Linked DNA regions of Mus musculus: all the other regions are linked to region 2. A link is a loop called in an ENCODE intact Hi-C map of the cell type or tissue named here. Cell type or tissue: heart. All regions are shown on one strand. Each heading gives the region's core, and the rest is flanking DNA. Links, peaks and the distances in the headings are about the cores only. Region 1 overlaps Fam169b (family with sequence similarity 169, member B). Region 2 holds the start of Igf1r (insulin-like growth factor I receptor). Region 3 overlaps 4833412C05Rik (RIKEN cDNA 4833412C05 gene). Region 4 overlaps Igf1r (insulin-like growth factor I receptor). Region 5 overlaps Fam169b (family with sequence similarity 169, member B). Region 6 overlaps Igf1r (insulin-like growth factor I receptor).

The links. Hi-C counts contacts between places; a loop is a spot of excess contacts. Peaks named below come from ENCODE experiments on the same cell type or tissue, not always from the same donor. Only the 100,000 strongest peaks of a DNase experiment are listed, where the experiment ranks them.
Region 1: a loop joins it to region 2, with 2.0 times the contacts of the local background. A loop is called at or near these places in 7 of 42 quality-filtered maps.
Region 3: a loop joins it to region 2, with 4 times the contacts of the local background. A loop is called at or near these places in 14 of 42 quality-filtered maps.
Region 4: a loop joins it to region 2, with 2.2 times the contacts of the local background. A loop is called at or near these places in 4 of 42 quality-filtered maps.
Region 5: a loop joins it to region 2, with 4 times the contacts of the local background. A loop is called at or near these places in 19 of 42 quality-filtered maps.
Region 6: a loop joins it to region 2, with 7 times the contacts of the local background. A loop is called at or near these places in 30 of 42 quality-filtered maps.

What each region holds. Positions count from the first base shown.
Region 1 is chr7:68,354,623-68,359,785 of GRCm38, forward strand. It overlaps Fam169b (family with sequence similarity 169, member B), which reads left to right. Exons shown (of 9, transcript NM_001374636.1): 8 at 3,563-3,666. Among named protein-coding and RNA genes, the nearest start is that of Gm16158, 4.0 kb to the left of the region's middle. In heart, for the core only: no CTCF peak of the experiment used is centred there; a DNase peak (open chromatin) is centred at 3,014; H3K27me3 peaks cover 1,129 bases.
Region 2 is chr7:67,950,086-67,955,248 of GRCm38, forward strand. It overlaps Igf1r (insulin-like growth factor I receptor), which reads left to right and starts at 2,172. Exons shown (of 21, transcript NM_010513.2): 1 at 2,172-2,867. The coding sequence starts at 2,774. In heart, for the core only: a CTCF peak has its summit at 2,878; DNase peaks (open chromatin) are centred at 1,056, 1,696, 2,246, 3,226 and 1 weaker place; H3K4me3 peaks cover 4,000 bases; H3K27ac peaks cover 4,000 bases.
Region 3 is chr7:67,786,069-67,791,231 of GRCm38, forward strand. It overlaps 4833412C05Rik (RIKEN cDNA 4833412C05 gene), which reads right to left. Exons shown (of 3, transcript NR_045954.1): 2 at 331-526. Among named protein-coding and RNA genes, the nearest start is that of Gm34350, 15 kb to the right of the region's middle. In heart, for the core only: a CTCF peak has its summit at 2,811 (motif pointing right); a DNase peak (open chromatin) is centred at 2,823; H3K27ac peaks cover 288 bases.
Region 4 is chr7:68,067,699-68,072,861 of GRCm38, forward strand. All of the region lies in intron 2 of Igf1r (insulin-like growth factor I receptor), which reads left to right. Among named protein-coding and RNA genes, the nearest start is that of Gm51488, 67 kb to the right of the region's middle. In heart, for the core only: a CTCF peak has its summit at 3,052; a DNase peak (open chromatin) is centred at 3,073; H3K27ac peaks cover 1,761 bases.
Region 5 is chr7:68,300,641-68,305,803 of GRCm38, forward strand. It overlaps Fam169b (family with sequence similarity 169, member B), which reads left to right. Exons shown (of 9, transcript NM_001374636.1): 2 at 193-323; 3 at 3,912-4,011. Among named protein-coding and RNA genes, the nearest start is that of Gm16157, 27 kb to the left of the region's middle. In heart, for the core only: a CTCF peak has its summit at 2,134 (motif pointing left); a DNase peak (open chromatin) is centred at 2,131; H3K4me3 peaks cover 787 bases.
Region 6 is chr7:68,126,221-68,131,383 of GRCm38, forward strand. The region is part of intron 2 of Igf1r (insulin-like growth factor I receptor); the gene reads left to right. Among named protein-coding and RNA genes, the nearest start is that of Gm51488, 8.4 kb to the right of the region's middle. In heart, for the core only: CTCF peaks have their summits at 1,672, 2,788 and 3,836; DNase peaks (open chromatin) are centred at 1,891, 2,191, 3,081 and 3,891; H3K4me3 peaks cover 2,259 bases; H3K27ac peaks cover 3,176 bases.

The DNA.
Region 1 (5,163 bases), core at 733-4,732, 400 kb after region 2:
TTGTGTGAATTTCATAGATGTACACGATGGCTTATGACTATCTCCATCCTCCCTAACTTCACATCCCTATTTTTAAAATTGTTTAATTTTTTTTTTTAACTCTCTCATTGCATCCAATTAGTGCTATCTGTATGTGGTTGGGGGTGGGGCCAACCACCTGAGCCTGGGCAGTCGACAAGTGGCCACAGCCCAAACAAAAGTAACCATCCCTCCCCGGGCATCATCACTAGCTACCAATAGCTTCTCAGCTCCAGGTGGGGCTTTGCTAGCCCCTCCGTCATCCCTGCTGGTTTTGACTGGCCTGACCTTGTGAGCTCTGCACAGTGGCTGTGAGATCTTGAGGCAACAGTAGCCATCTTCATCTTTTGAACGGCAGGCAGGATGCTATCGTGCCCTGCAGATGTGCTGTTCATCTACTGTTGACCCGGCTGTTGTCAGATCTGGGTGGCCCCAGACAGTGCCCTGGCTTGCCAGTGAGGTTTGGATAGAGGGATCTTTCAAGGGAGCAAGGTAGGGCTTTAATGGCAGGTTCCTCAAGGGAGGCAGAACCTTCAGATGGCCAGAGGGAATGAAGACTTGCTTGTTCCAGGATTTGCAGGTGGCTTTCTGACTCCCACAGAAGTTTTCACATCTGCACAGGTTCCACGTGAGGGGCTGGGGAGGGGCTTCGGTACCCGGACATTGCAGCCGCAGGTGCCTCTTGTTTCTGGAGATAAGCATCCAGCAGTTTAAATATACTGCCCTAAGTTAAAGTGATAGCGTTTCTTCCCTTCCGCGATGTGGGCGCCCATCACATTCATCTGGATGTTTCTGCAGAAGCCGGTGGCTCATTAGGGGTGGATAGGCCAGGGTATAGGCTGCCTTTCTAGGTGGGTGACTGCCTTAACTCAGGAGGTGACAGGCAAGTGCCTGAGACCTTATTGATGATAATAGTGTTGGGTCTTGCCTTAACGGCACCCTTCAGCTGTAAGGCTTAATGGCTCCTTACAGATATTAATGAGGTGAAGGAGTGCCAGGGAAGGAGCTGGGCAGAGCTGTGACTGTGATCCAAATGATGCAGTTAAATGACTTGCCCTGTGGCACTGTGTTAGGAGGGAAGGGAAGCCAGCCTGTGCCCCTGGCCATCCGAATACGTTTATAACAGAGCTTCACAAATGAGGGTCCAGCTACACAGTCTCTTGGCTGGGAGTGGAAAAAGTGCATGCATATTGGAATGTGAAAATTGCCTGGCCAGAGGGTCTGGGTGGGGAGGAGGCGGTTTTGGCCTAATTGGGGAGATGACTTCCTCCCGGAGAATTCCCCCGGGGTTTATTTCAAGAGTTGGGAGTCTGTGTGGTCTGGTCAGGGGAAGCTGATCTGGAAATCAGATGCTAATCCACTCTGAGAGTTACCAACTCCTACTCTCAAATAGCAAAGGAGAGGACCAGAGTCCTTTGCAGGAAGAGTCATTCTTGTAATTAGCTTATAATTAGATTACTCAGACTCCGTAGTTTTTGAGAGAAAAAAAAACTAAAGGGTCTTTTCATTCTTTAAATCTTGGCTTGTTTCCAGCGTCACCCTCAGGGCTCCCAGGCAGTACGGTGCAGTGGTTAGGCCTTCAGCCACCTCACTGATGTCTGCAGGGGTTTTCCCAGCTGGTAAGCAGGGGCTACAGGACATAATCAGAAATCGGCACTGATGCTGGGCAGGGTCTGCTTCTAATCGGCTTCCCTCTTCGTTGCAGATCACCAGCTAGAATTTTTCACAGGTCTTGAATGTTCCAGAACGTTCTTTACCTTGGGCGTCTTACCATGCCACTTAGTTTTAATCTTCAGTTAGCCAGTGATCCCTAGAGTTCCTTTTTCAAAATTTTGAACGTATTTTCTGCGTTCTAACTCTCGCTCTCCCGTATTTCTGTTATTTTGGAGCAGTGGTTCTCAACTTTCCTAACGCTGCGGCCCTTAAATCCAGTTTCTCACGCTGTGGTGACCCCCAACCGTAAAATTATTTTCGTTGCTGCTTTGTAACTGTAATTTGCTCCTCTTGTGAATCATAATGTAAATATATGATACATAGGATATCTGATATGAGACCCCTGTAAAAGAGATGTCCACCTCCAAAGGGGTCATGACTGACGGGATGAGAAGCGATGTTTTAGAGGGCCTCTACCACTCTGTGTGTAGGGAAATGAAACCGGAACCAGAGGTTCTCCCTCTTCCCCACTCATGGCTTCTGAGTTTGGAAAAGTCATGAGTGAGCCCGTTTTAAAGGGAGAGTCACTGGGCTCTGTGTGGAAGCTTGAGTGGGTGTGTAGTGAAGTGGCTCCATTTGTGGGCTGGGTCTTTTTAAAGTTTGCATAGCCCTGGCTGTTGATAACATCTGTGGCTTGTAATGACCCTGGAAATTGTTAGATTTTTTTTTTCAGACCCTTTGAGAGAGGAGTTTGTGGGAAATGCCTCCCCCCTTCCCTGCTCTCAGTTACATGGGAGACCTTTGAAACTTGACCGATAGCACCATAGTTCCCTCTGATGTGATTTCCCAGTCAGTCTGTACATGCCTACAGTCTCTTTACTGGAGGGGATGAAATTGAATATCTCAACAAGGAAAAAAAATTTTTTTGCAGGAAAAAAATGTTGCTGGAGGTGGGAAATCAAAAGTTTTTCCCTTTGAAGTTTCACATTTTAATTTTCTTTTTCTAGATGAATTTATCACGTTCACTTTGTCATCCATGGGAAAAATGCTTTCCTTCCACTTATGAAAAACCCAAACCAACCAAACAAACAAAAAAAAACCTCTGGATGGATCATGTACATAGATCGAAATGTGGGAAGGGAGTTCTGCTTTTCTAAAGTCAGAGGGCCAGAAAACTGGAGTCCGAGTCTTGTTGCAGCTTGTTCTCATTAGCTGTACATTACATAGTACAACAACAACAGCAATTTTATGGTGATCCAGTATGCCTGGGAATGTGGCGAGCCTAAATAACCTGCTTGAGTTTTTACTGTGAAGAGAGTTTTGTCGAGTGCTGTTTTGGGCAGGTTTTATGGTTCCCTCTAGTGGCCATTGTTATGCACTGCAGTCCTGAAATGGAGCCGGCTCTTACCGATGTACCTGAATGTCTGGTTCCCCAGATACGCATCATTCCAATTAGTGTATCAAAAGTCATGGGACATTAATTGGTTAGAAATGAAATGCAAGTAAACATTTGATTTTTGCTAACATGAGTTGTCTCACAGCACACAAAAATATAAAGGACGGTGGGAACTTGAGAATATATTCATTTACTCCACCCACCCACCCATGTATTCTTTCATTATTTCATTTGATAACAGTTTACGGTGCAGGCAGGCACTTTCTTAGGCATTAGATAGTAAGTAGACAAGGCTGGTGAGGCACGCTGAACACTCTCCTAGCTGAGCTACATCCCCACCACTGAATTGCCTACCCCTTTATGTCCCCTGACACCTTGCAGCTGTCCTCAGAGGAGACCAGTGTAGCAAAGATCAAAGTGGAGATCATGAGAATGAAGTGGGGCCTCAGCATCGATGTGTGGGGAGGGGTTCGCTTATCCTGTTCTCTTGTTTAGGGAGCACCGTGCACCCTAAATGTTCTGAAGAGGACACGGACACTCCCGGGCAGGCTTCTCAGGAGGATGGACCCACACAGTTTAATCATGGAGAAAGCCACAAGGTACAGTAGCAATCTACCATTCCACTGCCTTTCCGTGTCCTCAGCAATCATCTTGCCTTTCTTAGTGACTGCCTCGCAGCTCCCAGCTCCTTGGACACCTGGGCTCTAGGCTCCTCCCTAGCAGTGGACCATACGGATGTTGATTGGTGCTTAAAAGCTTCCCAGTCTCGGGGATAGAGGGATGAGATAAGAAGAGATCTTTATAATTAGGCATTTCGTTTTGGTAATTTCATCTCTCAGACAGACAAGCACTCATGAAGTCGGAAGGAAACTAGGAGTCTGACCCTCATATGGTTAGAGAATTAGTGAAAGATCTGAGTCTTAAATCTGGCTGCAGACCAGCATCTCACGTAGAACAAAAGCAAAGCAAATCTACCTTGCTCTTTTCCCGATGCCTTCCCAGTCTGCTGCTGACAGGAGAATGAAGTTGGGTGTTTGCATCCTCCGGCATGATGGGGGTCTTGAGGGGAAATCAGGTCACCAAGTCTTTCTTAGTAGCTTGGTGCTCAATATTTGATAAGATTTGGTGTTTTCCCTGAAGCCAGCCCGTATGCATACTGGGTGATCGCTCTGAAATCCTTAAAGGGTCAACTCTAAAACCTAACTCTTGTCCGTGTGAAGGAACATGGCTCATTCTGTTAAGCAGTGATTTCTGGGATAGGAGACTCCACAGAAGCAGAAGATAGTCCCGTAAGTCTCGGGTCGTCTTTGAAAGCTGTACATGGGTAAAAAGAAAAAAGTTGGCCCTTTCAGAGGAAGCAGCTGGAGTCTGGAGTATTTGAAGGGGTGTGTATGTGTGTGTGTGTGTGTGTGTGTGTGTGTGTGTGTGTGTGTATTGTGCATATGTGTGTATGTGTGTGTGTGGTATATGTGTATGTATGTATGTGTGTATGTATGTGTGTGTATATGTGTGTGTATGAATGTGTGTATGTATGTGTGTGTGTGTGGTGTGTGTATGAATGTGTGTGTGTGAATGTGTATGTGTGTATATATGTGTGTATGTGTGTATATGTGTGTGTGTATGAATGTGAGTGTGAATGTGTATATATGTGTGTGTATGAATGTGTGTATGTGTATGAATGTGTGTGTATGTGTGTGTATATATAAGTGTGTGTGTATGTGTGTATGTATGTGTGTGTATATATGTGTGTGAGTGTGAATGTGTGTATGAATGTGTGTGACTGTGAATGTGTGTGTGTGTGTGTATGTGTATGTGTGTGTGCATGTATGGCTGCACACTCAAAGGCAGAATGCCAACTTAAAAAAATACATTGGCATATATCAACCATATTCACTGAGTTCTATTATGACACTTCCTACTTGTGTATAATGTATTTTCACCACAGTCATTGCCCTGTTACCCTCTAATTCCCCCCTCCCCCTCCCATTGACCCTCTCTCTTCTCCTTACCTCTTCCTGCTATACCACTGAAGAAAACATCTTACCTCTTTCTTCAATCAGTATCTGTCTATAAGTCCTCAGGGAGGGATATAGTAT
Region 2 (5,163 bases), core at 603-4,602:
TATGGGCTTAGTTTCCTTTACGGTAGCTTTTGATTTGTTTTCAGCTCTAAATTTAGTAAAAAAAAAAAAAAAAAAAAAAAAAAAAAATCCCTTATGAAAGATGGGGTGCATATAAATGCAATGCCGAAATCTTTTACTATTTGAGTAATGAAAGAAACCTTTCTTTGCTACAGAACTGGTCCTCTCCACCAACCAGACAGTCCGACTGTTTATAAGACAAACACTTCTATTTGATCCAGACATTCCCAACTCTTATGAGCCATCTTTTTATTTATCGTGGATATCAATTAGCCTGAGTCATGAAGCCCGACCGCATTAAGGGCGACACGTGATCAAATCACTATTTTTAAAAGTCCACGTATTTCAAACTCCTTTCTCTAGCCATTGCTGGTTTCTCCCCCTTTGAGGACCTGGCCTCCGCAGTGTTTGTTCATTAGATGGCAGTCCTGGGAAAGCCTCGTCTTGGGGAAACCTCTCCCCTGGCACAGTTGAGAAAAAACACCGAGGAGACTTGGGCTGGTGCTAGTTTCAAGTCACTTACAGATCAAATGAAGCTAGAGGGACGCGGAGGGGAGGGGGGAATGGAGGCAGGTGCGGGTGGGTTTCTGCAGTGGCCACCGATTCCGGGTGGCGGCCGCACATTCCTAAGACTGGGACCCGAGCCAGACGACGTTGTCCGGGTTAGGGTCCCCGCCCGCAATCCCCTCCCTGGGAAGCCCTCGGACACGCCCCCCAGCTGCGGGTTCCCGCAGCCTGACACGCGCTGCGGTCCTTCTCCGCAGCTGCCCACGTGGTGGAGCACGGACCAGCACGATGCGGTGGAGCGCCCTCAGGGCGGGAGAGGAATGGGGCTGGGAGGCCCGGCTAGCACGACCCAGCCGAGTCGGTCCCCGACTCGGGGCCCCCACATTTCCTCCCCCGGAGGGAGGGAGGCGACATTCCCGGAGCCAGCCCTCCCAGGCTGCGGTCGCGCCCTCTGGCGGCCGCCGCGGAGACGGGTCCTGGGCACGAGGGGCCGCCTGTCTGGGTTCCCTTTCCAGGGCTGGGGGCCCGCGGTGGAATCGCTGTGCTTCGAGAATAGAGCCTCGCGGACCGCACCCTGTCCGCTCCCCGACTGCGCGCAAGCACCGGAACACCCAAGGAGCGCCGCCACGGGCGCCCAAGCCTGGCGTGGAAAGTGCCTTGCGTAGCAGTCTTCAGGGGTCCCCTTTCCCCCAGGTGTGCCCCTCCCGTCGCGTCCGGGCTTTCCACCACACTGCGAAAAAAATGCCGCATGCATGCACTTATTTATTTATTTTGCAACAGCTGCAAGAAACAATGAAGCTTTTTCACGGAGTCGGCCAGCGCGCTCTCCAGCCGCGCTGTTGTTGTTTTCAATGAAGCTCCGAGGCCGCACTCCCCGCCCACCGCGCCCGCAGCCCGCCCGCTCTGCTGCCCGCCCGCCCTGCCGCCGCCCCCCTGGCCACCGAGTCCCACCGGCGCCCCGGGCATTGTTTTTTGGAGTCCTGCGGGAGGGGAGGGTGCGGACAGGGCCGGCCGGCGCAGTGCGGGTGGGGGCGGAAGCGTGGGCGCGCGCGTGGCTCAGTGTGCGCGCGGGGGCCGGCGCGGGTGGAGGCGCGGGGGGCGGTGCCTCCTGGGCCCGGCTCCCCACGCCCGCGCTCCGCTCCGCACGTCCCTGCGATCCCGAACTCCGGCTCTTGGCGCCTGCCGAGTCGGGGCCCGGCCCTCGGCGCGCCGGGACTGCGGCTGTAGCCGCTTGGAGTGTGCGCGCGGGCACGTGTGCGCGGCCCCGAGAGCGCGCGCGTAGAGCCCCCAGTGTGTGGCGGCGGCGGCGGCGGCGCGGTGAGGCTGAGGTTCTTGTTTACCAGCATTAACTCCGCTGAGCGGAAAAAAAAAGGAGGGGGGGGGGGAACCGAGGAGGAGCGAGCGCACCGGGCGAACTCGAGAGAGGCGAGCGACAGGGAAGCTGCCTGCGAGCCTGTCCCGGCGCGCCCGGCGCTCGCAGACCCTCGGCCCCGCTCTCCGGACCCTCCACGCCTCTCCCCGTGCCTGCGAGAGCTCCACGGCACGCGGCGTGCTCGGCTTTGACCTTCAGCGAGCCGGAGCCCCCGCGCACGGAGTCGGCGGCGGGCGGGGGCCGACGCGGGGCGGCGGGAGCGCTGAGCGCTGCGCGGCCGCCGCTTTGTGTGTGTCCTGGATTTGGGAAGGAGCTCGCGGCGGCGGCGCTGAGGGAGGAGGCGGCGGCGAGCGGAGCCCAGAGGAGGAGGAGGAGCCGGAGGAGGGGGAACCGCTCATTCATTTCCACTCCGCATTTCTGCCCCTCGCCGGCCTCGCCCGCGCCCGGGACTTCGGACCAGTCTCGCCAACTGCGTCGCGCTCTCCCGCCGCGTAGGCTCCGGTGGTCGTTCCCTCCGGGGATCGGGTGGCGTTTGTCCTCGCCTGCGGCGATTTGGGCTTTGCTCCTCTTTCTGTACAGTTTTCCTCCTTCTTCTGCATCTCTGCGTTTGCAAATGGAGGCCGACGACGCCGACAGCCCGCCCCGGCGCGCCCCGGCTTCCCGACTCCGCCGCCCCGTGGGCCGCTGCTGCCGGCGCTGAGGGGCCGCCCCGCGCCACCCTCCTTGTCCACGCCGCTTTCCGAGGATCGTCGCCTGCGCTCTTGTTTTTGGACGAGAGTGAGGACTGAGTTGGAGACTTTTTTTTTCTTTTTTTCTTTTCTTTTTTTTTTTTTTTTCTATTTTTGAGAAAAGGGAATTTCGTCCCAAATAAAAGGAATGAAGTCTGGCTCCGGAGGAGGGTCCCCGACCTCGCTGTGGGGGCTCGTGTTTCTCTCCGCCGCGCTCTCTCTCTGGCCGACGAGTGGAGAAAGTGAGTATTTGCCCGCCGCCCGCGGCCACTGCGGGAACTTTTCCTCCGAGGGGCTGCGCCCTGTTTGGGAAAACCCAGTTGCCACGGGCGCAGCTGTCGGACTTCGGGGCTCGGGAGTGGAGGGTGGGGCTCTCTCGGAAGGCCGGAGTAGAGCAGGGCCCGAGAGTTCACGACTCAGGAGCTCCTAGAGCCCTAGCTCAGCGCATCTGCGCGCGGGAAGGGCCTTAGGGCTTTCTCTTTCGCTGTCCGGGGAGCGCTGTCCCGCACGCGGCCTGGTGGGTGGGCAGTGCCTTCTCGCTGGCGGGTCAGGGGCAGCCCCCGCGTAGGCGCTTGGTGGGGAAGTTGGCGTCTGGGTGGCCTCGGGAACCCCGCTACTCTCGCCCCCCCCCCTCCGGGGCGCTCCACTTGGCACCCCAGCGCCCATCCCGCGCAGCTCACCATGACAGCACCCTTGGAGGCTCCACGGGTGGTTGCTGGGGTAGACCTAGTGCTCCGTGGCGGCAATTCGGAGCCTCCTACCCTGCGGGGTGTAAGTTGTTCTTGAGGGGGAGATACAGGATGGTTGGAAGCCTCGCGGCCCCAGGACACGTTTCCAAACATCAGGGCGCAGCCTCCTATCACCCAACTTGTTGGGCCCATCGACCCCCTCAGGTTCTTGGCCTTTCGCTTCTCTGGAGCCTGTGGGCGTCTACCCACCTACCCCAAGGCTTGATAACTTGGACAGTCCAGTGTGGCCTTGGGGTGCAGGGTGTGCCCACCATTTTCCTCTAGGAAAGTGTGAACTTGGGACTTTCTTCGTGGGGGGAGGGTTGGATGATCCTCGGCTTAGGGGCTCTCAGTTTCTATCCAGCTCTGGACACTTTTTTCCCAGAGCGTCTTAGTAAGAGGAGATAGGTACGTCCACCCTTGTGCAGAGTCGACGTGCTTTTCCACACACACGTGTTCAGCGCGGATTTAGGTGCATCCACAGCCACACGACCGCGAGGGGAGAACCGGACTCCCAGCCTGGGGGAGAGATGTGTGCGGTGGGTTGAGCTGCGACGGGATCTGTAGTGTGGTAGTGGACGGGTGGTTGTTTTGTTTTGCGAGCGCGGAGCCCTGGCCTTGGTTTTGTTGTGGCCAAAGTTGTGGTGCACTGCCAACACCTCCCCCCCCCCCCCCCCCGCTCTGCACTTCCTTTGTACATACTTAATAAGCAGTATCGCTCATGCTTGCTATCGCTTGCAATCTGATAGCTTTTGTTTTGGTGGTGTCGGGTAGGAGTAGGTGGTGGTGGGGGGTGTCTCTGGGAATGAGAACTCTCCACAGTGTATGCGGGCAGGAGGAGGAGGAGGGGGTTTTGTTCTCGAGAAAAACAGTGTGGCATACTGGTGCTTTAGAGATGGTAGAGTAATTTGAACGCGATTAAAAGTTTAAATGCAGTCTCCGAGTAGGGGCTGGGGAAGTGAGGGCGTGCGGATGAGTAATGTTTGCAGAATGTATGCAGGTGGTGCCTATTAACTTCGAAAAATCACGACCTAGCCTTGAGTTGGGGTGGGGGGGGGGTGTGACACGATGGAGCCTGCTAGGGACCCTACCGCTGCCGTAGTTCACAAAGGCTGTTTCTATAAACAAACCCTTGAGCCTCTTTTAAGAAATATCTATGATGGAGTCCGAGTAGTTCTTAAAAGAACTATAGCTATAGTAAGACTAGAGAAAGACTCGCAGACTATGGCCGACCTCACAAATCTGGGCTCTCCTGCCCTTTGTTTTCCAAACTTTGAGCACACTGGATTGGGTGAAAGGCGGTTAGATGGTGTTTGGGGGCAGGGAAGATTTCTAGCCTTTAAGGACTAAATATGGTTTAGAAGACACTAGGAACGAGTCCATTTTCCTATGGCATCTTATTGTACTGTGTACATCTCTACTTTTGCTATTTAACAGCAGAAGTTCTGCAATGCAAAGAAGCAGTGGTGGCCTTGCCTTGCTTCTTGGGGCAGGATGCAGGCATCCGAAACAGGACGGAGCTGGGTCTTGCTGAAGGATATTCTTTGTCCAGAGCAGGGGCAGCAGGAGAAGGGTCTTTCATTGTGTTGTTTTTAATCCGGTGGGGACCAAACGCTTCCTGAGAGCCGCCTTTTATGATGGTCAATTTCCTAAAGTTTGATGGCCATCCTGAAAGCACTTGGGATCCTGGTTAGGGCCTGCTAAAGTTCTGTCTGGGTGTCTGCCCTTCCCTCTTTACAGCTGAAGGGTTAAGTTTTAGCCCCAAAGGTGCTAAACCACATAACTGAGGAGAAAGTCTCTGGGTGCCAGC
Region 3 (5,163 bases), core at 370-4,369, 160 kb before region 2:
TATAACATGTAGTGTGTAACATATAACAGAACATAATATATAATGCATGCATGTTATATATGTATGTATGTGCACATATATACATACATGTACATATGCATATTGCTTTAACCACCCAACTCTTAAATCTAGTGTTCTGTGGGACATGCATAGTTATGAACATAATTACAAAGTTTGCCATTTGTTGACTCTTTACTGTCCATTTCAGAGACTTAATTATCAAGCCTTCAGCAAGTAGAAGGCAAATTTTTACTATCGTGTGGAAAGACGTTTTGATCTGCCTGCTAGGGAAATACAAGGTACAACAACAAACACGCTCACACTCCTTACCGATCATTTTGAAAGATTTCAATTGCTTGATGAGCCCAGGACCTAGGAAGCTACAGAAGAGATGGAGGGGGGCTTGCTTTAGCTGAAGAAAGCACACAGTACTGGCTTCAGGGCCAGACATGTGTGGAATTTAACCCAGGCAATGTACTGGTGGAGGCCAGACTTCAAGGGACATGTGTCCACAGTGTCCATACACCTGTTGGAAAAAAGTTAGAACTACTGTTGATTTATGGGATGCCTGTAACATTAACTTCCAAAGGTGGACCAGAGAAATGGTTTGGCGTTAAAGGGGCCTGCCACCAAATAGGATGGCCTGAGTTCAATACCCAGAGCCCAGGTTGTGAATAAGAGAAATAACTTCCTCCTTTGTTCTGACTTCTACATACCTACCACAGTATATGTGTGTGCATGCACATGTTACACACACACACACACACACACACACATGCACACACATACAAAGTAAGTAAATGTAATAAAAAGATACATTTCAAAAAATTCAAAATTAAAGGGCTAGAGTGATGACCCAACAGTCAAGAGAATCTAGAGAATGCCTAGTTCCCCCACCCCCACATCGGACAGCTCAAACTGCCCACAGCCCCAGCTCAGGAAAATCTGATGACTCCTGCCTCTGTGGGTACTTGATCTCTCGTGTGCAGACACACCTAGATGTAATTTAAAAATAAAAATAAATCTTTTTTAAAAAGCAAGTGACCCTCCTTAGAAGTGGGAACAAAACACCCTTGGAAGGAGTTACAGAGACAAAGTTTGGAGCTGAGATGAAAGGATGGACCATGTAGAGACTGCCATATCCAGGGATCCACCCCATAATCAGCATCCAAATGCTGACACCATTGCATACACTAGCAAGATTTTATCGAAAGGACCCAGATGTAGCTGTCTCTTGTGAGACTATGCGGGGGCCTAGCAAACACAGAAGTGGATGCTCACAGTCAGCTAATGGATGGATCACAGGGCTCCCAATGGAGGAGCTAGAGAAAGTACCCAAGGAGCTAAAGGGATCTGCAACCCTATAGGTGGAACAACATTATGAACTAACCAGTACCCCGGAGCTCTTGACTCTAGCTGCATATGTATCAAAAGATGGCCTAGTCGGCCATCACTGCAAAGAGAGGCCCATTGGACACGCAAACTTTATATGCCCCAGTACAGGGGAATGCCAGGGTCAAAAAGGGTGAGTGGGTGGGTAGGGGAGTGGGAGTGGGTGGGTATGGGGGACTTTTGGTATAGCATTGGAAATGTAAATGAGCTAAATACCTAATAAAAAATTAAAAAAAAAAAGAACATAAAAAAAAAAGCAAGTGAAAGGTAATGTTATAGACTCCTAATAAAATTCATCTAAATAGAATCTATTGTGTAGTCAGGTCAGGACTAAGTGATTCATTGTGTGCAGTTAGCTTTCTCACTACTGTGTTAAGATACCCAGCTAAAGCAACAGAGGGGAGGGGAGATGTATTTCAATTCACACTTTAAGGGGTACAGGCATCAGGCAGCCATCCATCAGTTCTAGACACCAGACTGGAGTGGTGGAAACCTGAAGCATGAGTTCCTTACAGCCCTGTAGGTCAAGAAGCTGTGTGCTATACCTCTATAGCTCTGCCCAGATGTAGCTCTGCCCAGATGTAGCTCTGCCCAGATGGTACTTGGTCCTATGCCAACTAGACCTCTGGCTGTAAAAGTTCCAGAGCCAACGTAAGTTGCACCACTGTCTGAGGACTGAGTCATACAAGGAGGGTGGGACAGGGGTCCACATTTTACATTCAAACCATAACACACAGCGATTCTCATGGTGTGTTATATACAATGATCCAGTGTTTCATGGAACCAGTCATCAAAGGTCCCCATGGCAGATATGTTTAGCTAAAGCACATGTTTGACACTCCAAGGAGTCAAACTTCAAGTTTGTGCTTGCCAACAATCTAGTATTATGTATATTGGTCCCATTTTTAAAGATGAAAGAAAAAGAAAAAGAGGAAGGGAGGGAGGGAGGAGGGAGGGAGGGAGGATATCAAAACCATGCATTGTGGCACACACCTATAATTCTAGCAATGAGTGGGCGGTAGGGGAGGGTCTGGTGGAGGCAAGACTATCAGGAACTCAGGAACAGCCCAGGACACATGAGATCTTGTCTGAAAATAAAAGTTGGGGGAGAGAGAAGGGAGAAGAAATCAGCACACACAGTATCTCACAGAAACACACGAGACTGCCTGACACTTTCTTTGTTTTAATCAACTGCTTTGGTTGCAAAGATCGCAGCTCACAAGCACGACCCATTGCAATTCCCAGGAATTCCGACTTAGTTGGTATGCGGGTGTAGCCTTGGCATCAGACTTTTACAAGCTCCCTGAGACGTTATAATGTGAAGCAAAGCCTAAGAATTATTGGCATAAATAACTTTGGTCTGAAGGCCACTTTTGGCAAATAACCCCCGAAAGCTGTTTTTGCAATTCTCTCTCAGGCCACTAGATGGCGGATTGTCCACACGATAGCATTTCAATACCAGGTGTTTTCCAATAACTGTTCCGTGGGCAAGCAGGAAGCTAGGAGAGAGAGCAGAGCAGATTCCAGAGCAAGTATTCTGCAGGCTTGGCCTCACCGCGTTGGCTGGCATCAAGTTCTGAGGGGCCCACAAAGGTGAAAGGAAAGGTACAAACCCATCGGATTGTTTTAACCCTGGCTTTTTCTGCGGTCAAAGCGAGACGGTTCCTTTCTTCTTCCTGGCCTACATCTTTTTCTTGGGTGTAAATTACAGCAAGGCGTTCTTTATGGAAAGGCCGCACCCTTTATTCGGAGTGAGGCTTTTTGGAAACCTTTTAATTAAAAGTAGCTAGTTCGCCTTGTTGCAAATAGGCAAGAGGCACTATGTATTTATCGCTGACTTTGGCTCATCCGGGAATCAAACTCGGGGCCTCTTGCAAGCTAAGTGAATCGCTCTACCACCGAGCAACACGCCCAGCCTCAGAAGAGCAATATTTAAACCCTATTTATAGATTCAGATTAGTGTGGGAGTAAATGGGGCGGGTAGGAGAAAATTGTGAAATCAAGAAGATTTCTGTCACCCTAACACACAAGAGTGTGATTTTTCCGGAAAACAAGCACCTCTGGGCTTAATTTTTCTCCCTTTGATCTGAAAATAAACACCAGCCTCCACACTTCTTGGTCGTGCACTGTTGGTTCATTAAAGAGCCATCTGCTGATTCCCTGTAAGAACTCAACATGCAACGATTATGGGCAAAGTCCAGAGAAACAACTTCAAGACAATTTTTGTATAAAAATTAGCTCTAAAACGAAGCGTAATCACTCTATCGGTGTTTCTGCCATTTGGATTTTTTTTCCCCATCGAAATTTATAACATATTCATTTTGGCAGATTGTGTAACTTCTGTATTCTGAAGTCAGAGCACTCCTGACTGATGTAGGCTCCATCTCCAAGCCGGAGAGCAACAAGCAGGACACGAGACAATCTTCATGGCTGTCTGTTCACTGGTTAGCCTGAACCTTAAGGCCTGGTGGACCTTTCTACCAAAATCCAATTAGACAGGATTCTCCAGAGAAAACAGAACCAGTAGAATGTGAATAATTAATTGATTGCAAGGATTGGATAATGGATTTATGGAAGCTGAGGAGTCCACAAGGCCGTAAGCAAATTGGAGACTCAAGCCGGCTGCTGGTGCGGGTTCCGTCAGGAAAACCAGCAAGGCTAAGCTTCAGCCTAGCTCCAATCAGTGGGTGATGGCTGGGTGGTGAGTTAGCTCCCTCTTGCTCAGGTCAAGTCACCAATGCACTGGTTGGCAACCCAATAGCATTGTCCCAATGTCTGCCACAGAATTCTAGTTCCCTGGGATGTTAATAAAGGCAAGTTGCTACCAAAAGTCCCAGTGTCAAATAAGTCTGGAATTTCCTGGGTGAGACTGTTAAACAAAAGCCTTTTCCCGTAGGACTTTCTCAGAGCCTCGAGGTCACACAAAAGAGGGTGATGCTTTGCAAAGCTTTCCAAACTTACCATGTTGCTCAGTGTTTCGATGCTGCAATAAAATAATTGAAAGAAAGACTTAAGGAAGGGAGAATTCTCTCTGGCTACTGGACCCAGTTTTAACTCACAGTTGGATGGTTCTGTTGTTTGGGGGCCCATCACAAAGCAGGGAACAGTAGAAGACAGTGGATCTCCTTGTAGTATTCAGGAAGCAGAGAGTAACACAGAAAGCCACTCTCAGAAGGTATGTCCCCAACACCCCACTTCCTCCAGCAGGACCATTTTCTGCAGTCTACCATTTCCTTATGAGTTATTAAAACTCCGAGTCTATGCACAGATGAAACCACCCAGTAGGTCACAGCCCTTAGGCTCTGCTTGTCTCTGAGCCCTTTGCAAACACACCCAGGAGTGAGAGCTACAAATCTCATAGGTGCATATCAGTCTAATCAAGTTGACCAGACTAACCATCACACTCATGTGACACAATTCCTTGTTCAACTTTCAGCGCCCCTTCTCCAGATACTGGCCTTGTGGCTTTATCAAGAACTTCTGAGCAGAGAATGTCTTTAGCCTGATTTTGTACCTAGCCCCCAGCTTGGGAATGTAAAATGCACGGAGTCAAGTGATGTTTGAAGGTCAGTTAAAAGCAATGGCAAACCACAGATGAAAACGCAACAGAAAGACGGTGAGGCTATAAAATCAAGTGTGAGCAAGACTAGCTGGAGTCTGTCTACCACAGCACATTCGGCCACTGCCTCTGAGGTCCAAACGATGCCAAATGGACTTTGGGGACCTCAGACTGGAACCTGGGCTTTCACCATGCTAGATGCTCCAGTGAGC
Region 4 (5,163 bases), core at 789-4,788, 120 kb after region 2:
AGGTGTCAGACGCTGACATCCACTTGAGCATCTTCCTGTGCACTGGCCTACACAGTTCACAGTTAGGTGAAAGGCCAGTCAACCAAGGGAAAAGCTGATGGATCACCTTGTGTATGTGTGTGTGGAGGGGTGGAAGACTCACACTCACACACATTAACACACACACACACATATATATATTTTTAATGTGGTTCGTAGGCTAGCTGTTCACTGTCTCAAAGCTCTTAGTAGAGAAGGCTCACCGTCCAACCCTCCAGAAGGAAGTTCATACCACTTTTCTGTCATACTCTTTCTCCTAATGCATAGTGGAAATTTGGAGACTTTTAATTCTTCAAGAGTCTAAGCTGGGGCATTACTGCTATAAATGGGGTCTACCTAACCCCCCTAATTCTGAGTTTGACATCGGCCGGCAAACTGCCTTGTGCACTTAAAGTCACAAGCATAACTTTTCCAGAATTGTAGACCCCTGTTCCCTAAATACCACCAAAGTCCTAGATGTAGCTAGGAGTACCCACGTGTTGCAGGGATCCTGAGATAGTTGGTAAGCCCCCAAGCATGCCAAGCACCTCCAGAAAAGAGCCAAGCCAAAATAAAGAAAACGCATTAGTGGAGTGTCCTTCTGTCTTCTTCTCCATCCAAACTGGTATAGGAGACCACACCAGGCCCATACCACATGCCGTAAAGCAATCTCCTGCACTGGGGGATTTGAGGGGGGGAGGGGGAGGGGAAGAGATTGAGATTAAGATTGTAACCTTCCAGAGCCTCACTTCAGGAGTGGACAGAGGAGTCCATGCTGCAGTGGTTCATACTGGTTTGAGCAAATAACCTTCCTTTTACTCCAAAGAGGTCTTGGACAGATTTCAGTTTGTGAGTTGCTGATTCAGCCACTTTTTAAGAAGGGACAAAACTTGGTACTAGATTTAGTTAAACTGAATCATGCATTTGGGATGAAAGGGAATAATCTTTTTTTTTTCTTTTAACAATTTAATTACATGAAAAAAAAATCTTCCTTAACTACAACTGATAGAAATCTAAATTTGTGTCGAGCAGTGGTGGCACATACTTTTAATCCCAGCACTTAAGAGGCAGAGGCAGGAGGATCTCTGTGAGTTTGAGGCCAGCCTGGTCTGCAGAGGGAGTTCTAGGACAGCCAGGGCTACACAGAGAAATCCTGTCTGAAAATAAACAAAAAGTGGTCTACATGTATATGTTATGGTTGTATTTTAAAGTAATGAACTGCATATACATTCTCCGCCTCCTTGAGTCTTTATTGCAGGTGATTTGGACAGCACTGTTTACATTAGACACGCACAGAGCATATGTGCAGCTCCAGAGAGTCCCAGGGTCCTTCTCCGCCTCCTTCTTTACCTTTTCCAGCTTCATACTTTTCCTTGTCATTCACAGCCAGACCACTCTGATTGGCCTGGCTATTTTTAATTGTTGCCTGATGTTAGGAGGACAAGGCAACTGTTGCAAGCACCAGATTAAGTGTTTATGTTACATTACAAACAAGCCTTCAGTAGGGATGTCTTGGGTGGGCTTGCTTTGACTTGCAAATAGTCCTGTCAGAACTTAGCTCCCTAATCGGCTTAGAAATGTGTTTGTGCCAGTAACTTTGATGAGATATTATGATTTTTTTTTTTTTTAGTTTATTGTCTTGTTTTCACCGTATGTGTTCCTAAGCTACTATGATTAAAATAGCAACTTGTGCTAAGAATGCAGTCTAACTTAGAGATGGCGTTTCTACATGCACACTTGAGCTAAGTCCCCTTTTGGAGCTGTGACTTCCGATGAAGTGGTAGTGCACGGGCAGTAGATGTCCTGAGTCTGGATGATGTCCTGTAACCAAGGCAGTGTGGTTTGCAAGAAGCCATCTGCTTAGCCTGCTTGAAGGCATGAAATTAATTTACTTGTTGGAATATTTTTATGTCCATTAAAAAGAAAACCCCCTTCATTCCCGAGAGACTGTAGAGTCACAGACTCGAGCAGTTACAAGAAATTACACTATCCCATGCTATGTCTGCGCCCCCCCCCCCCACACTTTGTAAAACTGTAATACAGTTTGGCAAACAGCAAATTGCTGTTGCTGCATCAGGAAGCATCCGGCCAGTGCGTGGGTCCATATCTCTTTACCTATTACCCTCCTTACTGTAAACCTCCTTTCCCAAGGTCACAAAGAATCTGTACTCCCTCTCAAAGGCTTATCACTTTAGGGTCATTTTATAATATTTGTTCCTTTTTAAACATCCCATAGTTTACCTATCCACCCCTCTCTGTTCAGGTCTTGGCAAATGTAAGCTTTCTTTTCTTTGGGAGAAGTGTCACAAGTTTAATTTCTATTTTATAGAATAATAGCTGCATGTTTGTTTGTAAAGACACCCAAACAGTCCAGAGTAGCTGTGCCATTTTTTAATCTATTCTCCTCAACGAAGTCTGAGTGACCAGGGGTCCCCTAACTTCCTTGTGTGTGTGTGTGTGTGTGTGTGTGTGTGTGTGTGTGTGTGTGTGTGTGTGTTGATATGAAGTGCTATCTCATTTGTGGTTTTAATTTGCATTTCCCTGGTGGCTAATGATGTCACACACCTTCTCCCGTGTTTGTTTACTATTTATATGCCCTCCTCTTTGGTGAAGCATCTGTTCATCTTTTGCTCTAATTAGATTGTTTATTTTGTAATGTTGAGTTTTCAGAGTTCTTTATAGATCCCAGACTCCAGCTCTTTGTCAGGCCCGTGGTTTGTAAATATTTTCTCCCAGTCTGTGCTTTATCTTTTTATCTCCTTAACAGTCTTTCACCGAGCAAAATTTTTTAATTTTGTGAAAGCCTGGTGTCCTGGTTTTTCTTTTTATGATTTTTTTTTTCTCTTGTAACCTAAACCAGGAACTCTGTGTCTAGTGATAGATTCCAGGGATCCCCTGCCCCCCAGTCCCTGCCAACTTTACTGTTTGATGACTTAAGTTGAATTTGAATGGCGTGAGCTGTTTGGGTTGTTTTGTTTTAAGTAAAGTATAAGAATGAGGTTGGGGTGAATTTTCTCCCCGCTCCCGGGAGCGCCATCTGTAGACTAGACTGCTCTTTCCCCATTGGACTGAGTTTGAGCCTTGTCAGCTCTGTCATGTGCTGCACTGGCTGTGCGCCAGACTCTCTGTGCTGCTGCGTTGGAGTGTGGCTTGTTTCTTTGCCAGTGTCAGGAAGTTTTGAATGGTCTCACCGCATCCTAGATTTTAAAATCAGATAACCTGACCCCAGTTCTTCCTGTTGCTAACTTAGTTACCATCACCTTGTCTATACTGGAAACAATGTTGCTGGGATTTTACTAGGAAATGCATTATACCTTTATACAGGTTTAAGGAGAAAGGACTGTGTGTGTGTGTATGTGTATGTGTGTGTGTGTGTGTGAGAGAGAGAGAGAGAGAGAGAGAGAGAGAGAGAGAGAGATATCAACATTAGAAGTCACACTTAGCTTCTCTTCACCTTGTGTGATTTTTGATCTAGGGTTTCACACTGAACCTACTGGTGACTGAACCAGCTAGAATGGCTGACCACCTGTCACTGTCCGCCTTCTTCTGACTTTTCAGTGGGTTCTGGGGATCTGAATTCAGGTCCTCTTGCTTTTGTGACCTTACCGGTGAGCCGCCTCCCCTGCCTCACATGTCTAAGGTCTTTTGTTTTGATACTTTGTAGTAAAGGAGAAAGAACACAGACACACTTAAGTGCCTTTGCCTGTGTGTTTAGAAGATGGCCAGCTTATAAAGGGGGAAAATCGCTCCCAGTTCTTGTAGTTTATAATTATGATTTCAAAATTCAGTTTTGCAGCTGAACCTTTCATTGGATTGGTTGGTGTCTCCCAGTAATTAACCTCCAGCTCATGAGAATGACTTATTGTTACAAGGAGTAGAATCTCATTTTCTTAATGTACAGAGTGTTTTTAGAAGTAATACTGTGCATATCTAATTTGTACCAGGAATTGGTTGTACCAGACAGGTACCTGAAGTTCTTGTGAGTTTGATTCTTGATCTTCCTTTCCATCACCTGTCACAGTTCCTGTTCCCTCATAATGGTGGAAGTACCTGCCGTTGCTCCAAATTTGAGAGCACGGAGTGGAAAGTAGTCACTGGTTTGAGTGTTAAGTCATCCAGAGTTAACGTGATACATTCAGGGGTAGACGCCTTTACTGTTTAAGGACTGTTTGTAGGAGGTGGTATCGGTCAGTAGCCAGGACATAGACACTGGAATTCAATGGACTGTGGCTTTGAGTTGTTCTGTGGAGTTTGTCCTGAGCATCTGTCAGCACTGTGGGGATAACTAGAAACCCTTGGGGGGGAGGGGGGTATTTTGAATTTTGCATTTGATAACTCGAGTCTGTTACGATTACGTCGTGCATACTCACATGTAATGCGTCGTGGTAGTTTTCCTGTGAGTTTCTCCTGGATCCCATCCATCTATAGTTCAGACATTCAGCTCTTCAGGCAAAGCAAGGCGCGTGGTCTGACTAAGAAGGATAGCACCAGTAATCATTGTAGACCTGGAGAGTTCATGCTGGGTTTCCTTAAGCCAGCTCTACCTACACAGCCTACATGCGGGAGCACGGCCTAGATAGAGGCTGGGGCTGTTGGTCTTGCTTTCTGATCTAGTCGGGGTTGTTGGTCTTTCAGTGGTCAGCCACACAGCAGACCCTTTTCGTTGCCCCTTCCATCCTCCATCTCCTGCTTTCTTCTGATGTTCGGTCTCTGGGTACCCTAGAATGTCAGACATACTTAGGTTTCTGCAAGTACAGCCACTTAAACGCAGAGCCTACAGATAAGAGTTCTCTTTCCTCTCAGGTTGACCTACGTGAGGGCTTTGACTCCAACCCTTTAGGACCAGCATGTGTTTGAACCTTGGACATTAAGGGTAAAGTGAGGAAACCTTGAGCCTGTTTTCCTTGGCTCATTTAACTGGAGTGATGAAAAAATTACCACCATTGCAGAGTGTCATCACTTGGTACTCTAATTGTTAACCACTGAGTTAAAAATTATTTTCAATGAAAATAGCTCATCCAGTCGCAAGGGAAGTACTGCCTGTGATCTTTCCGGGTCAGTGAGAGAGTCACTTCGTGTTCCTTTGTATGCTTGAGGACATGCAGAGAATTTCCATGGTCTCCTCAGAACCTGGGAACATAAGTG
Region 5 (5,163 bases), core at 567-4,566, 350 kb after region 2:
GCAGGCAGATAGATCTCTGTGAGTTTGAGGCTAGCCTGGTCTATAGTCTGAGCTACAGGCCAGCCAGGACTACGTAGAGAAAACCTGTCTTAAAAAAAAAAAAAAAAAACCAAACCAAAAATTGAAATAATTAACGTTCCTTTTAGTGACAGTGTAAAATTAATTTTATCCCGTTTTTTTTTTCTCCTACAGAGGCTTACCCTGTGGACATCCTGGAGGATGACGCGGAGGGCTATCAGGCAGCAGCCGAGGCTTACTATGAGATGCTCAGGGAAGGAGCCCAGACCTCAGCAGAGGTTATCTCCCTTTCCACTGGGGAGCAGGTATGTTTAACTTTTCTTAGAGGAGGGCTCTGCCCAATCTAACTTAGAAAGAGAGATGTCATAGAAACAACATCTCAGATTTAGAAGAACAAAGACCAACACACTGATTAAACGAAACTTCTGGAGGGAATACGAAAGAATTCGTATAAAGGTACTTACCCGAACTCCCCCGCCCCCCAGCTCTATAAATAAAGACCCAGAAATTCTTTATATATTTTAAAGCTTAGGCTTTTAACTTGGGCTCTTTCCCAGCTATTCTAACCTGACTAATTCTGGCCTACGTCCTACCGCATAGCCAGGTCTACATCTCTTGTTCTCTGAATTCTCCATCCACCACCACATCTGGCTGAATCTCTCGCTTCTGATTTCCTCTCCCAGAGCCCTTTCTCTGCCCGGAAGTTCCGCCCTCCGCTTCCTGCTTTACTATTGGCTGGCAGATCTTTGTTAAAGCCAATCAGCAGGTACAGAAGGATGAATATTTATTAATTATCAGACTGGTGATGGGCCATTCAAGGAAACCCTTCACTAGAAATCTGAAGTTCTGAGTGTGGATCTAGCAGGACTGGCCGTGGGGTGGGATGTAAGCCAGAATTAGTCAGGTTAGCATAGCTGGGACTGAGCCCAAGTTAAAGGCTTAAGCTTTAAAATGTGTAAGAGTTTCCGTGTCTTTATTTATATTGTTGGTGGGTCCAGTTGGTGAGCTGTGGGCCAGATAACCTGTGGGAATCCCATTTCTATCACGGACGAGCTCGGTTCTCAAGGGTTTTCTCCTCTCTTATCTTGATGTTCTCACTGAATTCAGGGCATTGCACCACTTTCCTTGTGGGGCTGGCATGAGGATTAAATGAGCTTGTGTATGCTCAGCTGAATCTCAGTTTCTTCATTTTAAAGGGAGGGAGTAGCTCATGTCTGCCCTCCAAGGTTTGATTCAGTTCTGACATTTGACGTGGAGTGAAGCTGTGTCACTTACAATATTTTTGTGTTGCTGAGGTTCTGTGCATTGTGAATAGGTTCTGCAAGAGGACACACAGAAAACTAGAAATTTTATTCGTTGGGATTGTGGCAAGATTTAAAAATATGTGTTATGTGTGTGCCTGCGTATGTACACATGCATGAATCTCGAGGACAACCTCAGAGTGCATTTATATACAATATACAATCCGATTTGTGTTTTGAGACAAGGTCTCTCACTATTTCCCCAGCGCATCTTATCTGTCCTTTTTTGTTTGTTTGTTTTTGTTTTTTGAGACAAGGTTTCTCTGTATAGCCCTGGCTGTCCTGGAACTCACTTTTTAGACCAGGGTGGCCTCGAACTCAGAAATCCACCTGCCTCTGCCTCCCAAGTGCTAGGATTAAAGGCGTGCGCCACCACTGCCCAGCTGTGGTTTGTTTTTTGTTTTTTGTTTGGTTTTTCGTTACCTGTCTTTTTGTGTATGCTATGGTGGGAGTAAACTCAGGCCCTCCTGCTTACCAAGTTTGCACTTCCCTGGCTGTGCCCTCTTCCAACCCCGACTGTCTAAGACTGTTTTCCTCACAGTAGGCAGTATCCACATTTGTTTTAAGTGTGGATCATTTCACTCCTGCCAGAAATGGTTGTGATCTGGCTGGCAGGCAGAGCTAGTAGAGGGACGTCTTTTTGTACCAGAGTTAACGAAAACAGCGGCATATGCAGTTATAAACCATGGCTTCCTTGAGATTTTGGAGGTCCGGAGCTAACAGGCAAGTCCCTCTTAGAAGAATACCCCTCCAGTGGGGGACCTCAAGCTGTTGAGCCCCAGTGGGCGCTTGCTGACCTTGTGTGCTCTTAGCGCCCCCTAGTGGTGATGTAGGAGAAAGACACAGGGCTCCATCGGACACTGATCGCTGGGTGCTGGTGGCCAGGGGGAGCTTGAGAGATGCAAGAAGAGCTGTGTCCCCAGGTTTTTTCGTTTGTTTGTTTGTTTTTGGACACAGCTTCCACAATCTGCTGTTACAACACTCATACTTATGAATAACTTAGGAAAATAAACCCCAACGTGCAGCATGCTCATCGAAGGGATAAGGCTAAGGTTACTAACAGAAACAGAAAGTTGCTGACATGAAGATGTTTGAAGGTGAGATGACATGCCAACATGACTTCTTCCTTCCTCCTTTCCTAAAGAGAAGGGAGCTAGGTGAAACCCATTATTTGGATCTCTACTATTTAGCAGTGAGTAGGGACACAGGGGCAGGGACAGGGGCAGGGAGCAGGGTGCTATTTGGCACACTGAATCCTGCTCACCAGGAGTGAGCCTCCTCGCAGCCGACACGGCAGGGACTTTTGCTATCCAAAGATTCTCTGGCTGAAAGGAACGACGAGGAAGTGGTTTGAGGAGGCAACATGTCTTGACTTTCTTTGTTTCACAATTAATTTTTTTCTTGTCTTGACGTTGCATTTAAAATACTTGCTGATTTTTTTTTTTCTGGTTTAAAAAACGCACATGTTCATTTGTATGGTGTTTAAGGGCTACAACGAAAGACGGAGGGAGCAAAGCCATGTGGGGTTAACTGCTAAAAACATGTTAATGTGTTTCTTTATTTTTACATTTTTCCTTTCCACGTGCATTTTTATTTATTTATTTATTTGTTTATTTATTTATTTATTTATTTATTTTTTGAGCCAGGGTTTTGCTGTGTAGCCCAGACTGGCTCAAGAACTTGCAATCTTCCTTCCCCATCATTTCAAATGCTGAGATTTTTGCCTGCTTTAAAAAACCTGGGATAGGTCACTCCGAAAAAAAGAGGGAGGTCCCAAGATAGTTGCCAGTCCTTACCACCCCCCACGCCCCCACCCCCACCCCCCGGGATTTGCCAGGAAACAGTTCTCTATAACGGTGGTGGTCCGCTGTAAACTTTTTACAAGAACCTGCCTGCCTGGCCCAGCTGCACATTCTTCTCTAATTTTCCTATAGTCTCAGTTTTCAAAACAAAGTTGGTCATGGAATGTATTGGCCTTCTTGTGTCAGGAGCTGGGAGCAGAGGGTTGGATGTTTACAAAGAGGGCCTTAGATGTGGCCCTCAGAGGTGATCTGTTTCCTCCCGATGACTAGCAAAACCTCCTGGGACTGAGTCTTTGGGCTTAAGGACAGGACTGAGCCTGGAGGGCTCAGACAGAGGACACATTTTCAAGGCTGCTTTCAGAGCTGGTACCAGGGTCACAGACAGCAGGAACATCTATGGGGGGGGGGTACAGCCTGGGCTCAATCTACTCCAGGCTACCAGGGCTCTCGAGAAGATGAGAACGGCACCATAGTTGTCTGTGTGAGGTGGAGTGAGGCTGTCAGCCTTGCAGGTTGAGGTCTATGGAGGTCCAGGATGGAGAAGGAGTCAGAGAGAGAGAGAGAAAGAGAGAGAGAGAGAGAGAGAAAGAGAGAAAGAGAGAGAGAGAGAGAGAACGCAAGACCATATCCAGGGTGGCTAAAGCTTTCTTCTCTGCTCTTCCTGCATCCTGCTAACAGGGCTCCTTCTGTGAGCACTTGGCTGAGTAATTGCAAGTCATTCCCCTGCCTCAGTGACGTGAGAGAGCAGAACAGTAATTTCATTTGCCTTTTTTTTTTTTTTTTTTTTTAGGTCAGACTTGAGACTTCATCTCTTTGTTTTTGCACGATATACCGTGATGAACCTCAACATAAAATACTGGGTTTGGTTAATCCCCAGGACACAAAGACAGGTTGGTAGCTTTTTTTTTTTTTAATTGATTTGTTCATTTATGAGCATTGGTGTTTTACCTGCATGTCTGCCTGTGTGAGGGAGTCAGAGTCCCTGGAACTGGAGTTACAGACAGTTGTGAGATGCTATGTGGGTGCTAGGAATTGAACCTGGTGTCCTCTGGAAGAGCAGCTAGTGCTCTTAATAGAGTCAACTCTCCAGCCCCGTGCTGGTAGTTATTAATGGATATGGTGTCTATGACCAAGCTGCACATAGAGCCTGATTTTGTTGTTGTTGTAGTTTTGTTTTGTTTTTTTGTTTGTTTTGAGACAGCGCTTCTGTGTATCCCTCACTATCCTGGAACTTGAAATATAGACCAGGCTGGTCCCAAAACCAACAGAGATCTGCTTGCCTTTGCCTCCCAAGTGCTGGGATTAAAGATACATGCCACTACTGCCCAGTGAACCCTGGATTTTAAAAACGGGAATCTTGATTTTGTGGTATACAATATATGGGGATTTTCAATGTCTAGGGATGCAGCGGTCCATTCTTATTTATCTCTTTTGAGACATGAATCATTTTGCATATCTCTGACCACAGTCCCTACCCAGAGCTGCTTTGGGGCTCACTCTTGCTATTCCCATTAACAGACGTTCCAGAGCTGTGGGCACTGGCTAGGACACTATTGGGACATTCCCATGACCTTGTGGAATGAAAGGGCCATTTTCTTCTCCAAATGTAACAAACAAGGGCCTCACACTGCTCAAGTGACTTGCCAAAGGCCTTCAGCTAGAGCACGGAAGGGCTCGGTTTTTGCAGAGTGACAGTTGGGTGGGGGTCGTTTCTGACGGCGACAGTTTGGTCTGTGACTCATTTACCCTCTCTCAAATTATGGAGAGACTATCTGTGGCAGGTTTCTGCTTCATGGAGTGAGTCCTCTGGAGAGAGACGTAAGCATAGTCAATTGTGCCTTAGGCAGAGGCATGGAGACTGCTGGCAAGCGAGCCTTGTTGGGCCAGGCGGTGGTGGCGCACGCCTTTATTGATCCCAGCACTTGGGAGACAGAGGCAGGCTGATTTCTGAGTTCAAGGCCAGCCTGGTCTATAGAGTTCCAGGACAGCCAGAGCTATACAGAAAAACTCTGTCTTGGAAAAACAAAACAAAACAAAACAAA
Region 6 (5,163 bases), core at 573-4,572, 180 kb after region 2:
TTTGATTAATTTGCCCATTTATTGGTTTGATTATTTGTTCTTTTGACATTTAAATTTTGTTCTTTATATATTCAGTATATTAATCCCTTGTCAGATGAAAAGCTAACAGATTGTCTCTTCACTGTCTCCTTTGCTGTTCAGCTTTTTAATTTGAAATCCTATTTGTTAGTAGAGAAGACATACCGTTTGTAAACATAGACAGATCTAGAATACATTAAGCAACAAAGAAAAAAAAATAGCCCACTTACTGAAAGCCAATTGAGTGTTCTGTGTTATAGTTTTTATATATGTAATATATGTGTGGTGTTATTATTTATGGTGTTTGATAGGGTCTGTAATCACCGAAAAGTCAAGCTTCAGGCATGCCTGCCAAGGGCCGTGTTAACTTAAAGACGGGAAGACCAAGACTTAGGCAGCACCAGCCCCTGTCCTGGGAACCAGTTCTCTCTGCTTCTTGACTGAGGATGCAGTGTGGTAATGAGCATCCTGAAGCTCAGGCCATCATGTTTGCCTCACCGTGATGGGCTTTGAGCCAGAATACAGACTCCCAGCTTTACATTGCTTTAGTTGGCTATTTGTTCCCAGCTAATATACTGTATATTTTGTTAGTTTTGATTTTAAACCGTGCATTTGCCTGTACCAGAACAAATTCTATTCACAAACAAGTATCTGTAATCTTAAGGTGAAATCTGGTACCACTCTTTATCTACAGGTTTACTCTTTTCCACCATTAAAGGCTTAGAAAGATGGAGGGTTGATGACAGATGTCACATGAGGGCGTAAGCAGAGACTGAGCCCCAGCTGTGGAACCCCACAATTCTTAGAACACTGGATATGGCTGTATGGCGGACAGACTAAACTGTGAGCAAGTCAGTGACTGGTCAGATAGAAAAGGAGATGACAGTTCAGTGTCATGGTGGAAAGGAATCGGGGATGTGCAGAGTTGATAGCATAAGAGCCAGGAGGAGATCTCTGATTGAGATGGAGGGGGGAGTAAGAATCCACCTCAGAGACAGAGGCCTTCAGACAGAAAGCAGGGGGAGACCATCACAGCCACAAACGGAGCATGGCGCTGCTTCACCCCTACAGATGGCAATGGGTTGGTTATGCAGATGTACAGGTGATACCACTTCTGAAATTTTGCCTCTCCGCTCTTCCTTTACCAACAAACCATGCTAGTTCTAGTTTTGTAGCTAATTCTGGCCAGAGAAGTAAGAACGGAAAGAGACCTCTCTGCTCTTGGTACACAGTGTAGTTGGTGGGAGGTTGTGAAAGGTATGCCAAGAGAGGAAGTGATTTTAGGCAGAGTGGAAATTTGCCAAGTAGAGAAAACAGAGTTGTTGACCCAGCAGAGAAAACACATTAATTGCACGTGTGTAAGGAAAGATTTTCAGGGGTAGGCATACTCAGGATGCTAGGGAAGAATCCTAGAAATATTTGGCAAGTTTGCAGCGGGCACTTTAGTAGAAGCCCATCTCCACTGAAGACCCAAATCTGAAGATAATACCATTCCAGGCCTCAGGAAGTTCAGGGTCTTAACGTAGGAGTGGAGTCTAAATACAGCATTAAAGCCCTATCAGAGACTTAGTGCTAAGAAAACAAATTTCAGTCTTCTGCAAGAAGTGGGGTAGCTGGGCCAGGGAGAACGGTGGAGAACAGTGGCCTCTCCTGGGCAGGCAGAGGTAAAGTCTAGAAAGCATAAAAACCAACGTTGAGTAAAATGATGTGTGTGGTCTGGGCAGGGACCTGGGAACAGAACAAAGTGTCCAGAGGGAGGGTGCCTACAATGAAAGTAGCTACTGGTTTGGGGTCTGATGCCAGGCTGCAAGGACCAAGGAAAGCCTAAATCCATGTTTTATACAGCAAAGGTGACTTGGGGTGAACATTTACTGGGGTTGCTTGTGGCAGGCTCCATAGGAGATAGCAGAGGTGAGGGACTAGAATGGCAAAGGAGAATGCCAGGTGGCCAGTTTGCACTGTTATCTCCTATAAAGTACCCGTTATCGATATATCGTGATACCGATATATCTTGATTGTGAAAAGTGACAACGTGGTCTCTGTATATTCAACAAGCATTGAAGTGGAGAGAGCCGGCTTGGCTGGCCTCCTGGTCCCCTTTTACATTGAGGAGGCTTGCTCAGGATAGCGACTTGTGAGCATGTTTATGTGCGGGGTGAGCAGAGCCCCCCATCCTAAGAGCAGATGGTTTCCTCCGCCTGGGGTCCTGTAAGGATGGTGAAGCTGGAGTGAGGGAATGGGAGATTCAAGTGAGACTGCCAGAAATACTATGGGCAAGGCAAGTTAACCGCTTATTTCTTATCAAGTGGTCCCAACGCCGTCATGTGTTGTTTCTTTTTGTGTATGTTCTCCATCCCAGCTGCTCCCAATAGGCTCAGAGCTCCTAAAACTTGCTATCAAAAGATGTAGCTGTGTGTCTGGTGCACCAGCATGCCATTAATGGCGTATTGTATAGTGCAACAATTTTAGTGTGTGATTTAAAGCAACTTTCGTAAAAGACAATTTTAAATTTTTATTCGACGGTGAGGAAGGGGCTTCTGGACAAAAGCGACTAAATCGGTTATCATTCCATTGGAGACTTCGTCAGCCATACAAGAAGTGAAAATGATGGAAACAAAACCTTTGAGGTTCTGCACAAAACAAAAAAACGATGTGTGGCTTAAAGTCAGCAGTTCTGGCTCGGGGGGGGGGGGGGGGGGGCTCCAAACGACGCCTCCAGGTGCTGACTTTTGGGGCCACCCCCTTCCTGCCCTCCCCGCTGTGGCAGCCAGGATTCCTTTTGTCTCGGGTGCTTCCCCACCCCGCCCTGCCAGCCAGAGGGAGCTGGCACCGGGCGCCCTCCCCACCGCCCCTGGACCAAGGTTGTTTACTACTTTCTACTCGGAATAACACGCCAATCACCAGGGCCCGCCCTCTCTCTCAGCCAATCAGTTTGTTGGGAAATTCCACCTTTCCTAAGGGCCCAACCAGCGATTGGCTGCAGGACTTGTCAGTCAAGCTGGCATCCCGCAAGGATGCAGCTGGAGTATTAGGGACGCGATCACCAGAGCCGAGGAGGAGTAACCTTCCCATAAACAAGATGGGGGGCCCCCCAAGAAAGCACGGATTGGGGTGGGGAGCTGAAGCTCAGCCCAACCCCGGGGCCCCACCGGAGTGAAGAGGGCCGAGCGCAGAGCCGGGGAATCCCTCCCTCCGCCTCCCGCCCTTGCTGCAGTTGTAAACACGCTTCCCTCCATGTCTGTTTTTCTTTCTCTAACCGTGGCCATTACAGGCTGCTGTTTACAAAAATCCTGCAGGGCAGTGCTGTTCTCTAGGATCCTGTCCTCCATTCACCTTGCCTCAGGACCCCTTTTCAGGCTTTTTTTTTTTTTTTTTTTAATTTTCTCCCCGCTGCTAGGCACAAACTGAAGGAAGCTATTGGGTCGTGCAAGCTTGTTTTCCTTTTATTGCAGCACGCAAAGCAAGTCACGCTGTAGCAGCAGCACCATTTCCCAGGAGAACAGGCTGGCTGGCCATTAAGAGCACCGCGCAGCCTAAACAGGCGTAGCTCTAGAAGGACTGGCTGGGTTTTTGTTGTTGTTATTATTATTACTGGTCTGAGTCAAGCTGGATGCTATTTTGATTCTGCATTTTCTTCCAAAATTCGTCTTGAAATCTATCCCCACTTACAGGTTTGGGATTTACACCACCACCCGGCGCACGCCCCTTTTCATAAAGGCAGTATTGTGTTGAACTAAATGTTTTTCTACCTTCTCTGATCTGAATCAGGTTTCCCATTTCTAGCAGCACAATGTAGTTGTATTCTGTGTGGTAGGGGCGTAGTGGACATGAATTATTTGCGACAGGGTTGCCTGGAAGATACGGAGTGGAATTTGCGTGGCACGGAACAGTTCCCAGTGCCCAAGGTTTCTGTTACTCTGGCTCCAAGCAGGAAGCGCAGGCAATATGGCAAAACACAGCACGTGGCATCCCATTCAAAAACGCTCTTTTCTAGAAGCTGGTATTGCAGAGGATATCCGATCTTGACTAGTTTCACCACCACCACCACCCCTTTCACAAGCAGAAAGAAAAACTAATGTACGGAAATTTGGTGTAGATATTTAGTAGGAAGCTTTGTTAAGTGTAAAGGCAAGGTTTGGAAGTTCTGGCGAGAAGCTGAAGGACCTTGTGGGCACGCTTTACAGGATTTAAGGTTGTAGGAATTGTAACCCCCACATGGGAGGCCACGGACCTCTGGGCTCCTCTAGACTTAACACCCTGCAAAGTTACTGAGCTACAGAGCCCTGGAGGATCTTAGGGTTGATGCTGAGGGAGAAAGGAAGGTTGCTGCAGGTAGGAATGTGGGTGGCCCTAGCATGTTCTGGCCAGGATTGGATTTCCAGGAGTAGCTTCTATGGCTACCTGTGTGAGTTTGTGGAAGACTCCAGTCTTAAGTTATGAAAGCCTGGTTAGGATCTCAGTGGATGGTTGGTCTTTTTTCCTACTTACTCATTTGTTTGATCCCAAGCCCCAAACCACCCCCCCCCCTTTACACACACAAGCAGCTTTCCCCAAAATGACCAAGTTAGTATGTAACACGCTACCGTTATATACTGAGCTGTCGTCAGGATTTGAGTGGAGGTGGCTGTGTCGCTTGTAGTAAGGGGAGGTTACGAAGGCCACAGCTGGGGCAGAGTTCTGCCTCAGGGCTACAAAGTTCCTGGCATCATTACCCCACCTTATGAAGTTACAAACTGGGCAAGGGGTTGAAGGCAGAAAGAGACCGTAATGAAGAATGTTGTGATGATGTGTGTACCAGCTCCTGTCCCTTATTAGCTGCCTCATCCAGGCCAAGTAAGTTCACCTCCGTTAGCCTCCTTGTCCACTGCCTGAAAGGAAAGCCGTGATGTCTGTGTATGGCTGTGAGGGCTCAATGACCTTTGTCATGCAGTGGGCTTGGTACCAGCCTGGGACTCCTGACAAATGTGTCTTACCCCTTCTTTTTTCCGTGACCCTTCCCTCAAACCTCCCGCTTGCTCAGGGCTCATCTTTTCCTGGTGATTTGTGTTAACCGTTCCTCCCTGGCCAAGTCAGCCTGTTAATTTTTCCATGCCAACAGCTTCCGAGTGCCAGGAAGTCACGTCTGAATAGCCAAAGTATGTTTTC